Regions from separate parts of the Homo sapiens genome. Here region 1 is linked to region 2. A link is an interaction called in ENCODE POLR2A ChIA-PET data of the cell type or tissue named here. Cell type or tissue: OCI-LY7. All regions are shown on one strand. Each heading gives the region's core, and the rest is flanking DNA. Links, peaks and the distances in the headings are about the cores only. Region 1 overlaps TRAPPC10 (trafficking protein particle complex subunit 10). Region 2 overlaps LOC124905033 (a long non-coding RNA gene).

Region 1 (4,380 bases), core at 66-4,065, 200 kb after region 2:
ATGTAGAGCTTCGTGTCTGGTTGGACTTTGGGATTTTCCCCTGTAGGTTAAAATTTTTTTAATTTTAATTTTTATTTTTTGAGACGGAGTCTTGCTTTGTTGCCCAGGCTGGAGTGCAGTGGTGTGATCTTGGCTAACTGCAAGCTCCGCCTCCCGGGTTCACGCCATTCTCCTGCCTCAGCCTTCCGAGTAGCTGGGACTACAGGCGCCCGCCACCACGCCTGGCTAATTTTTTGTATTTTTAGTAGAGACGGGGTTTCACCGTGTCAGCCAGGATGGTCTTGATCTGACCTTGTGATCTGCCCGCCTCAGCCTCCCAAAGTGCTGGGATTATAGGCATGAGCCACCGCGCCCAGCCAGGTTAAAGTTTTTAAATTTGCACATTGAAATTTTCTACTAAACCTGAAAATGTGGTGCTTGCGATTTAACCATCACTAGTTTTACTACCAGAAAAGTCACTTGAAATGTCTGTTTAAATGGGTGAATATGTTATAAATGCAGATTTTGTTTCATATTGAATTCTCAAGGCAATGTTGAACCAAAGATTGAAAAGTAGGAGAAACATTCTTCTTAGGAAATCGCAGTTGTTGCAGAGAGTATGTATTTGGAGGCGGGGACTAAAGGCACCAACAAATGTGCTTAACTTACTATGTCATTTCTACCCGAGCATGGTTACAAACCATTCCATCTTGTACGCATGACCTCGGTTCTTACATAATTTCACAGACCCTTAGCTGTGAAACGGGTACAGTACCAACCCCATCGGGTTGAGAAGGGTGTGTAAAGCACTCAGGAGAGTGTCAGGATTATAGTCAGTGTGCAAAAAAAGTTACTAAGGAGAGGTTCCTCAATTTTCTCTGTTCACAATGCTTTTAGTGTCTCGGTAATTTTTTTCATGGCATCTCTAGGCTAAAAGGAATACTTAAAAATTCCATTTATTAAGTAGTTAGATTCCAGTAATTTATTAAATATTATGTCCTAACAAGAGCTGTTTGAAAAAAAATATATATAAGTTGGAAGAAAAAAATATTTTCATCATTCTTCCTAATTGCAGCAGTGTGCTACGTGGGGGGCAGGCCCTGCGGGAGCTCTGTGGCACCTCTCACCTGAAGGTCGGATTGGACGCTGCTTCTCCCTTTGGTTTTTTTTTTTTCTTCTTCTTTTTGGTGGTACTTGCTTTTTATCAGAGCAGCCACCCTGTTTTGCGACGATAATGATGTCATCGAAAGAAGTGGAGCCCTGATCTGATGTTGACACTGTGAATACCTTGTGTGGGGTTCCTACACCACAAGCATTGCTGTTTCCCTCATAAATTTAAAATATCTCTTGGTGCCTCTCTGCGTAGTGTGTGGGAAGCCTAGGTACACAGTTTGGGAACCCGTGCTGTTAGTGTTATTAGCCCAACTCCAGGGTGGATTTGAACTGATACTTTAGAATTGAAAAGCTTCCTTTCTTTTCAGCTCACACACCTACTTTACTACAAGATGTGTTTCTGAAGAGTTTCTAGTAAGTTCTTTATGCAAATGAAATGGAAAGGTCTGATTTTCTTTTTTTTTTTCTTTTTTTCTTAAGTGCTGATGAATCTCTGAAATAATCAAGTATGATACAGCTTGGGCAACATAGGGAATTCCTATCTCTACAAAAATGAAAATAAAAAAGTTAGCCAGGTGTGGTGGTGTGCGCTTGTACTCCCAGCTACTTGGGAGGCCGAGGCGGGAGGATCACTTGGACCTGGGACGTCAAGGCTGCAGTGATCTGTGATTGTACCTCACACTGCAACCTGGGTGACAGAGCAAGACCTGGTCTCAGAAAAAAAAATAAAGGCTGGGCGCAGTGACTCATGGCCATAATCCCAGCACTTTGGGAGGCCAAGGTGGGTGGATCATGAGGTCAAGAGATTGAGACCACCCTGGCCAACATGGTGAAACCCCGTCTCTACTAAAAATACAAAAATTAGCTGGGCGTGGTGGCTCGCGTCTGTAGTCCCAGCTACTCGGGAGGTTGAGGCAGGAGAATTGCTTGAATCTGGGAGGCGGAGGTTGCAGTGAGCCGAGATCATGCCACTGCACTCCAGCCTGGCGTGAGACTCCGTCTCAAAAAAAAAAAAAAAAAAGTATGTCGGGCATAACACATGAACCAGTCTTTCCTTAGAGAGTTTTTGCTGTGTGCTTCCACCAGAGGCCTGCCAACTGACAGTGTGATTGTGTGGCTCACTCTGGCTGAGTTGGTTATCTTTTAATGGAAATACAAATAACTGACTTAAGGATTTTTTTGTCGTAGGAAAGTTTGTTGCCAGTTGACAGAGTGTCTTCCCTGGAGTCGCATGCCTTAGTGTGTAAGTGTGTGGTCTCCAAAGGTATTGCACACTGATCTCCAAGTACTGACCCTCCCACCCCCGTGCTCCACTCTAGACCTGGTGGCTTTAGATCTGGAGTTAGAGACCAGCAACGGCAGAAGATTACAGGGTCTTTTTTTTTTAAGACATGGTCTCACTGTGTCGCCCAGACTGGAGTGCAGTGGCATGATCTCGGCTCACTGCAGCCTTGACCTCCTGGGGTCAGGTGATTCTCCCACCTCAATCTCCCGAGTAGCTGCTTGTGTGCCACCATGCCCAGTTAATTTTTTGTATTTTCAGTAGAGATGGGGTTTCGCCATGTTGCCCAGGCACGTTTTGAACTCCTGGATTCAAGCAATCCGCCCTCTTTGGCCTCCCAAAGTGCTGGGATTACAGGCATAAGCCACTGTGCCCAGACAGCTGCAGGGTCTTAAACAGTCAAAACATTCCCACCTCAGTGCCTGCCTCTGTGGTGGGTTGCCTCAGAGCTTCCTGTGGCTTCCTGTCCTGTGTCTCACCTTCTTTCTTCCTCAAATCTTTCCTCTATCTGCTCTTAATGTCAAATATAGTCACAGTATTTTGGCCTTAGAGAATATTTGTTTTTAAATTAAAAATTGATAACCTTGGAGTCATTTATGACTTCTTTTTTCTCTCACAACTGACATTATCTTTGAAATATATCTAGAATCCAGCTATATATAGGGCCTGCCTGGATAATCTGGGATAATCACATCTTGAGCTCCTGAACTTAATTAAGTCTACAAAGACCCCTTTCCCAAATAAGGTGACATTCACAGGTTTTGAGGGTTAGGATGTTGTGGGGCACCATGCCACCTGCCGCACCACTGTCTGTGTTAGCTACCAAGCGCGCAGTGGCCGGCATTCATCAAGCGTCTTTGGTTTTAGACAGCTGCGTCTGTCTTTGGAGGTTTGTCCTTCGTGTACTCCTGACCGAGGGAATGTTATCTTGACATTTGGGCTTCTGGGTTCTAGATGTGGTTACAAGGTGGGGTGATCCCTTCTTAGGAAAAGTCCAGCCTCTTCTGTGCTCTCTCCCTTATGTGGCTTTTTGGACATTTGTTACATGGTGTTTAATTTCTGAATATTATTTTAGGCCCCTGTTTGCAATTTTTTTTTTTTAACAGTGACCAGGGACCATTCCATTGTATGTTTGGACATTTTTCTTTTCTTTTCTTTTTTTTTTTTTGAGACAGAGTCTCGCTCTATTGCCCAGGCTGGAGTGCAGTGGCGTGATCTCGGCTTACTGCAAGCTCCGACTCCGCCTCCTGGGTTCACGCTATTCTCCTGCCTCAGCCTCCCGAGTAGCTGGGACTACAGGCGCCCACCACCACACCTGGCTAATTTTTTTGTATTTTTAGTAAGGATGGAGTTCACCGTGTTAGCCAGGATGGTCTCGATCTCCTGACCTTGTGATCTGCCCGCCTCGGCCTCTCAAAGTGCTGGATTACAGGCATGAGCCACCGCGCCTGGCCCATTTTTCTTATTTTTAACTGAGATCTGTTAGCAGTTTGAAGCGATTGTATACATTTCAGAGTTAGCTGGGCATGGTGGTGCGTGCTTCTAGTCCTAGCTACTTGGGAGACAGGCCAGAGGATCGCTTGAGCCCAGGAATTTGAGGCTGCGGTGAGCCATGTTTGTGCCACTTCACTCCAGTCTGGGCGACAGAGTGAGACCCTGTCTCAAAAAACAAAAAACAAAAAAAAACAATTTCAGGGTTGAAATTTTTAGCAGAGCCTTGGAACTGACAACCACCTGTTTGGATAGTAACTTTAACTCAATCTGTAGCTTGCCATTTGTGGGCACTGTCAGTTCACCTAGACCAGTCAGCAAGCTCTAAACATCCAGGTTAATGAGAAGGGCCGTCAGAAGTCATTTTGAAGTTGAGGAGCTGAGGGCTGGTTTTGCTGTGACTGGCCATGATCAGTGTAACTGTTTAGTAGCACAGCTCGGACCAATATTAGCATGTCTGATGACTCCTGCTTTACCAAGTACTTAGGGAAGGCAGACACCATCTGTTCACATGG
Region 2 (4,380 bases), core at 245-4,244:
AGCTGCTGTGCCCTGTGCACTTCCGCCTCCAGGACCCTCAGCCACCACCAGGGCACAGCCCAGCTCAGCCAGGTGGTGAACGGACACAGGAGCTACTGGGGAGATTTGGCCCCAGGTCAGGTCCTGGCCTTGGGCGTGTGGCCCTTGTGGGGCCAGAAAACCTGTCCCTACCGCCCAGCAGGTGCTAGGGGATGACATAGCCCCTCCTGGACATAGGCCCTCCTGCCACTCTCCCCCTGACCAGGAAGTCACCCCCAACTGCCCCTCTGACACTTTCCCTGTGAGAGGCAACCAGGCACCCCACAAAGCCTGCTGTGGGTTCTCCCAGACCCAGGCTGGAGGGACTGACCCATCAGCCACCTCCCCTCCACCCCTCCCCAACCCCCCTGGCCCCAGACAGCCTCTGTCCACGAGGGGTGTGCCCCCGGAGCTGGCCACAGCCCCAGCAGGGACGGCAGCTCTGTGGGGCTGGTGGGGGGTGCCTCTGCAGGGCACAGGTGGACAAGAGGCCTCTCCTGCATGGCCTGCAGGAGGCCCAGCCTAGGAGGAGGGCTGAGGGCACCAAACGAGGCAAAGCCTGGGGGACCATGGTTGGGGTGGCCAAGGAAAGAAGGGGGGCAGCAGAGAGCGCCATCTGCTGCAGGCTGAGCTCAGGACGGAGGTCTGGGCACACTTGGCTTGGGGCAGGTGGCCGCCTTGTGTGGGTCGAGGAGGTGCAACCTGACCTGTGACCCAGTCCCTGGTTCTGAGGTCACAGCGAGGCCACTGGAGACCTCAACTGGCCGGGCCGTTCGCCGTGCAGGGTGGCTGCAGAGACCCGCTCAGCAGGTGCCCACTGTCACCCGGCCGGAACCAGCAGGCAGGCGTGGCAGGACAGACCACAGGGAGGATGCTGGAGGGGCCAGGGAAGCACATTTAGCACACTTGGGGCTGCCTGTGGTCTGACGCCCCAGAGGGTGACACCTTTCGAGGCTCGAAGGCAGCTCAGGGCAGCTCCTCCCACACAAAGGCCTCCTCTGGGCTGTGAGGGTCAGTGTTTCTCCTGGGGCCCAGCCCTGGGGCCTCTTTGCATGCCCTCTGGGTGCCGGCTCAGGAGGGCACTGGCCCCAGGCCTGGCTCCGCCCCAGAAACCGGGTGGCTGTGTGTTAGCTGGGCAGTGGCTTCTGAGGGGCTGTACCAGGAGGCTCAGTGGGCATCCCCAGGGCTTCTCCTCAGTGCTGTGGTCCCACCCTAGACTGGGTAGCCAGCCTGGCGCCCTCCTCCCACATAGTGTCACAGACAGGCCCACCGACCCTGTGGGCTTGGGGTGGGACAGCCAGGATCCCAGTCTCGGCAAGGCCTGGTACGGTGGGCGTCTCAGCTGCAGCCAGCATTGTGTCCGCCCCCTCCGCGAGGCAGTGTGTTTGTGATCAGAGCAGGAGTGTAGCCTGCTGGTTTCGGTACACGTAGAATGCGTGCCAGTGCACGCTAGCAGCATCTGTTGTGTTCCTTGTGCGGCAGCTCCATGCCATGGCCAAGGTCTCAGTCTCTGTCCTGCTGATTGCTGGAGCAGGTGTGGTGGCCCATGTCCGAGGACGGCTGTGTCCTGGAGAGGTGGGCAGGGGCTGGGTTCATCTGCCTCTGGAGCCTGCTGGCAGCCTCCTCCCGGGTTTCATGGCTGGCAATCATGAAAGCTGCCTCGATGGTGGCGGGGCCCTGTTGATGTCAGATTGGCGTGGCCTCCTGAGAGTTCCTCCTGTGGGTGTGCGCAGGGCTTGCATGTGCAGGAAATGGACTCACCCTGGAGCTGGGCCCCCAGGGGCTGCCCCGGGCCTGGGTGGGGGCCGTGCCCTTGTCTGTCCGTCTCTCTGTCAGTCTGGCTTCTTCCTCTCCAACTCTACCTCTTTTGGGGTCTCCTTTCTGCTCTGTGTCACCCCGGATAGCTTCTCCAGTGTGGAAGCTTTAACTTTCTGTTGTGTGTGTTTTTTGTTTTTGTTTTTGTTTTTTTTTTAGATAGGGTCTTTCTCCATTGCCCAGGCTGGAGTGCAGTGGCGCAATCTCAGCTTACTGCAGCCTCAACCTCCTGGACTCAAGCGATTCTCCAGCCTTAGCCTCCTGAGTAGCTAGGATTACAGGTGCACACTGCAATGCCCAGCTAATTAAAACCTTTTTTTTTTTTTTTTTTGTAGAGATTGTGGTCTCACAATGTTGCCTAGGCTGGTCTCAAACTCCTGAGCTTATGTGATCCTCCTGCCTTGGCCTCCCAAAGTGCTGAGATTCCAGGTGCACACAAACGCACACAAGCACACATATGCACATAGACACACAAGCAGATGCAGACACACACAGACACATACATGCATGCAAACACACATACACGTGCACACACTCATACACAAGTCCACACAGGCACTTCCTGTGATCTCCAAGCCTGAGGCTTTATGCTTGGTGGGTGGGGTCTGCCTCCACCCTCTGTCCAGACCAAGGACCCCCTCAGCCTGCAGAGCAGTGCTGCAGCTTCGGGAATGTGCTGTGTGAGCTCCCTTCTGTCTTAGACCCCCTCTTCCCTCTGAGCTCTGCGGTTGGAAGGTGGAACTTCTCCTCCTCCTATTTTCCTCCCCAACATTCACTGCCTTGTCTTTTGTTCTGCTTTCTGGGAGATGTTCTTGAATGTCCGAACTTCCTCCTGCATTTTAAATTTCTGCCCTCCCAGGTTTCATTTCCAAGAGCTCATTTCTGCTCTCTGCTTGTTCTTTTTTTACAGCTTCCTGTTCCTGTTTCATGAGTGCAATGTCTTTTTTTCTTCATCTTTCCTGCTGTGGTGGGGTTTTCCAGCAGGAAAACTCAGAGCTGGGTGGGAGGGCTCTGCCATGGTTCGTGAGTTTGCTCCCCTTTCCCCATGGGCTGTGTTGGTTGAAAAGAACTCTCTCCCTCCCCCAACTCCTCGTCAAATTCAAATGCTCACAGGGTCTCCAATATTCAGCGACCTTTCATGGATTAAATTCTGAGCCATTCTTTTGCCCCTAGAAGGTTGTCCTCTATAGAATAGCGTAAAACTGTTAGGAGATTGTTAGAACAAAGTCTTGCAGGCACCTTCACTTGGCAGAAGAATCGATCAAACTCCATTTAGAAGGGAGCTCATTGAAGGGGCCTTGGTTTCCCGTTTCCTTTGTAACCAAGACAGTTCTTTCCAGAGGGAGTAGATTTGGCTTGACCCTGCATCTCAGCCCAGGTTCCCAGTGGCCACATGCCAACATTTGATGGGGGTGGGGAGGTGCAGTCCCAGGGGAGAGAGGAGGGGGGGGTGGGGAGAAGGGGAGGGAGGGAGAGCAGGCTGTGGCTCTGCAGTCCTGAGCTGGCCTCAGCCTTCAGAGAGGACAGTGGACATCCTGGAGAGGCCACGGGGAGCCACTGCATCCTGGAAGAGTTGAGTGTGGTAGCCTGAGCCCTGGCCTTGATTCTGCGACCTCGGGTGTGAACTCACCAGGTAGAAGACGGGGACGCTGGCAGGGACGCAGACCGTGCCTGAGCCGGCCTTCCTGTGTGGGCCCAGATACCGGCTCAGGTCCCACCTCCCCTGGTGCTGTCCACACCAGGACAGCAGAAGCCTCATGCCTGGTCCCCAGGGATACGGTTCTGAATCAAAACCTCTCACGGCACATCGAATTGAGCCTGACCAACGCCTGGGTCCTGGCAGTGGAGGCTGGGAGGAGAGTGTCTGGGATTCTGTCCGGGGAGGCAGGGCTGTCACTGTGGGGAGCTATGAACATGGATGGGGCTTGCTGAAGAGACTCAAGCAGCTCGGGGGTCAGAACAGCTCCGAGAACCACGTCCTCCTCCCACTTTGGGATCTGGGCCAAGTCTCCCTGCCTGTCTGGGCCTTGGTTCCCTCCTCTGTAAGTGTGTGGAGGACAAGGTGACCTCTAAGACCTGTCCAGTTCTGGGGTCCCACCCCTGAGGACTTTGCAGCCTGGGCTGGCAGCCCTGAATGATACGGGGGACACCTGCAGGGGCCGCACCCCTGCATAGACTGCAGTTAATTCTGGGTTAAGCAAAGCCTGTGTTTCCCACACGGGCCCAGCTTCTGATGTCTGGAAAGATGAGGACCCGCACTTGCTTCCATCAGCAGCATGTCCTGTGCACACGAAGGTTGCACCGTCCTAAAAACACCACTGCGATGACGATCTGAGCTTTTAAGTGTCTCCTGCTGTCTGCAGCACGTTGAGCAGAACACCCTCCAAATTCCACCTTATTTGGAATAAGGGTCTTTGCAGGTGTAATTAATTGAGAGTCTGTGATCATCCTGGTTTTAGGGTGGGCCCTAAATCCAATGACTGGTGTCCTTATGAGAAGAGGAGAGGCCACAGAGGGACACATGGAGAAGGCCATGGACGGCAGAGG

The links. ChIA-PET counts read pairs that join two places held together with the same protein. Peaks named below come from ENCODE experiments on the same cell type or tissue, not always from the same donor. Only the 100,000 strongest peaks of a DNase experiment are listed, where the experiment ranks them.
Region 1: POLR2A ChIA-PET joins it to region 2 with 5 read pairs; 5 of 35 experiments call an interaction of 5 or more read pairs at or near these places.

Annotation. Positions count from the first base shown.
Region 1 is chr21:44,016,597-44,020,976 of GRCh38, forward strand. The region is part of intron 1 of TRAPPC10 (trafficking protein particle complex subunit 10); the gene reads left to right. Among named protein-coding and RNA genes, the nearest start is that of TRAPPC10, 6.5 kb to the left of the region's middle. In OCI-LY7, for the core only: no CTCF peak of the experiment used is centred there; no DNase peak of the experiment used is centred there; H3K4me3 peaks cover 430 bases.
Region 2 is chr21:43,816,234-43,820,613 of GRCh38, forward strand. It overlaps LOC124905033 (a long non-coding RNA gene), which reads left to right. Exons shown (of 2, transcript XR_007067897.1): 2 at 4,293-4,380. Among named protein-coding and RNA genes, the nearest start is that of AATBC, 5.9 kb to the left of the region's middle. In OCI-LY7, for the core only: a CTCF peak has its summit at 618 (motif pointing left); DNase peaks (open chromatin) are centred at 905 and 2,688; H3K4me3 peaks cover 857 bases; H3K27ac peaks cover 806 bases.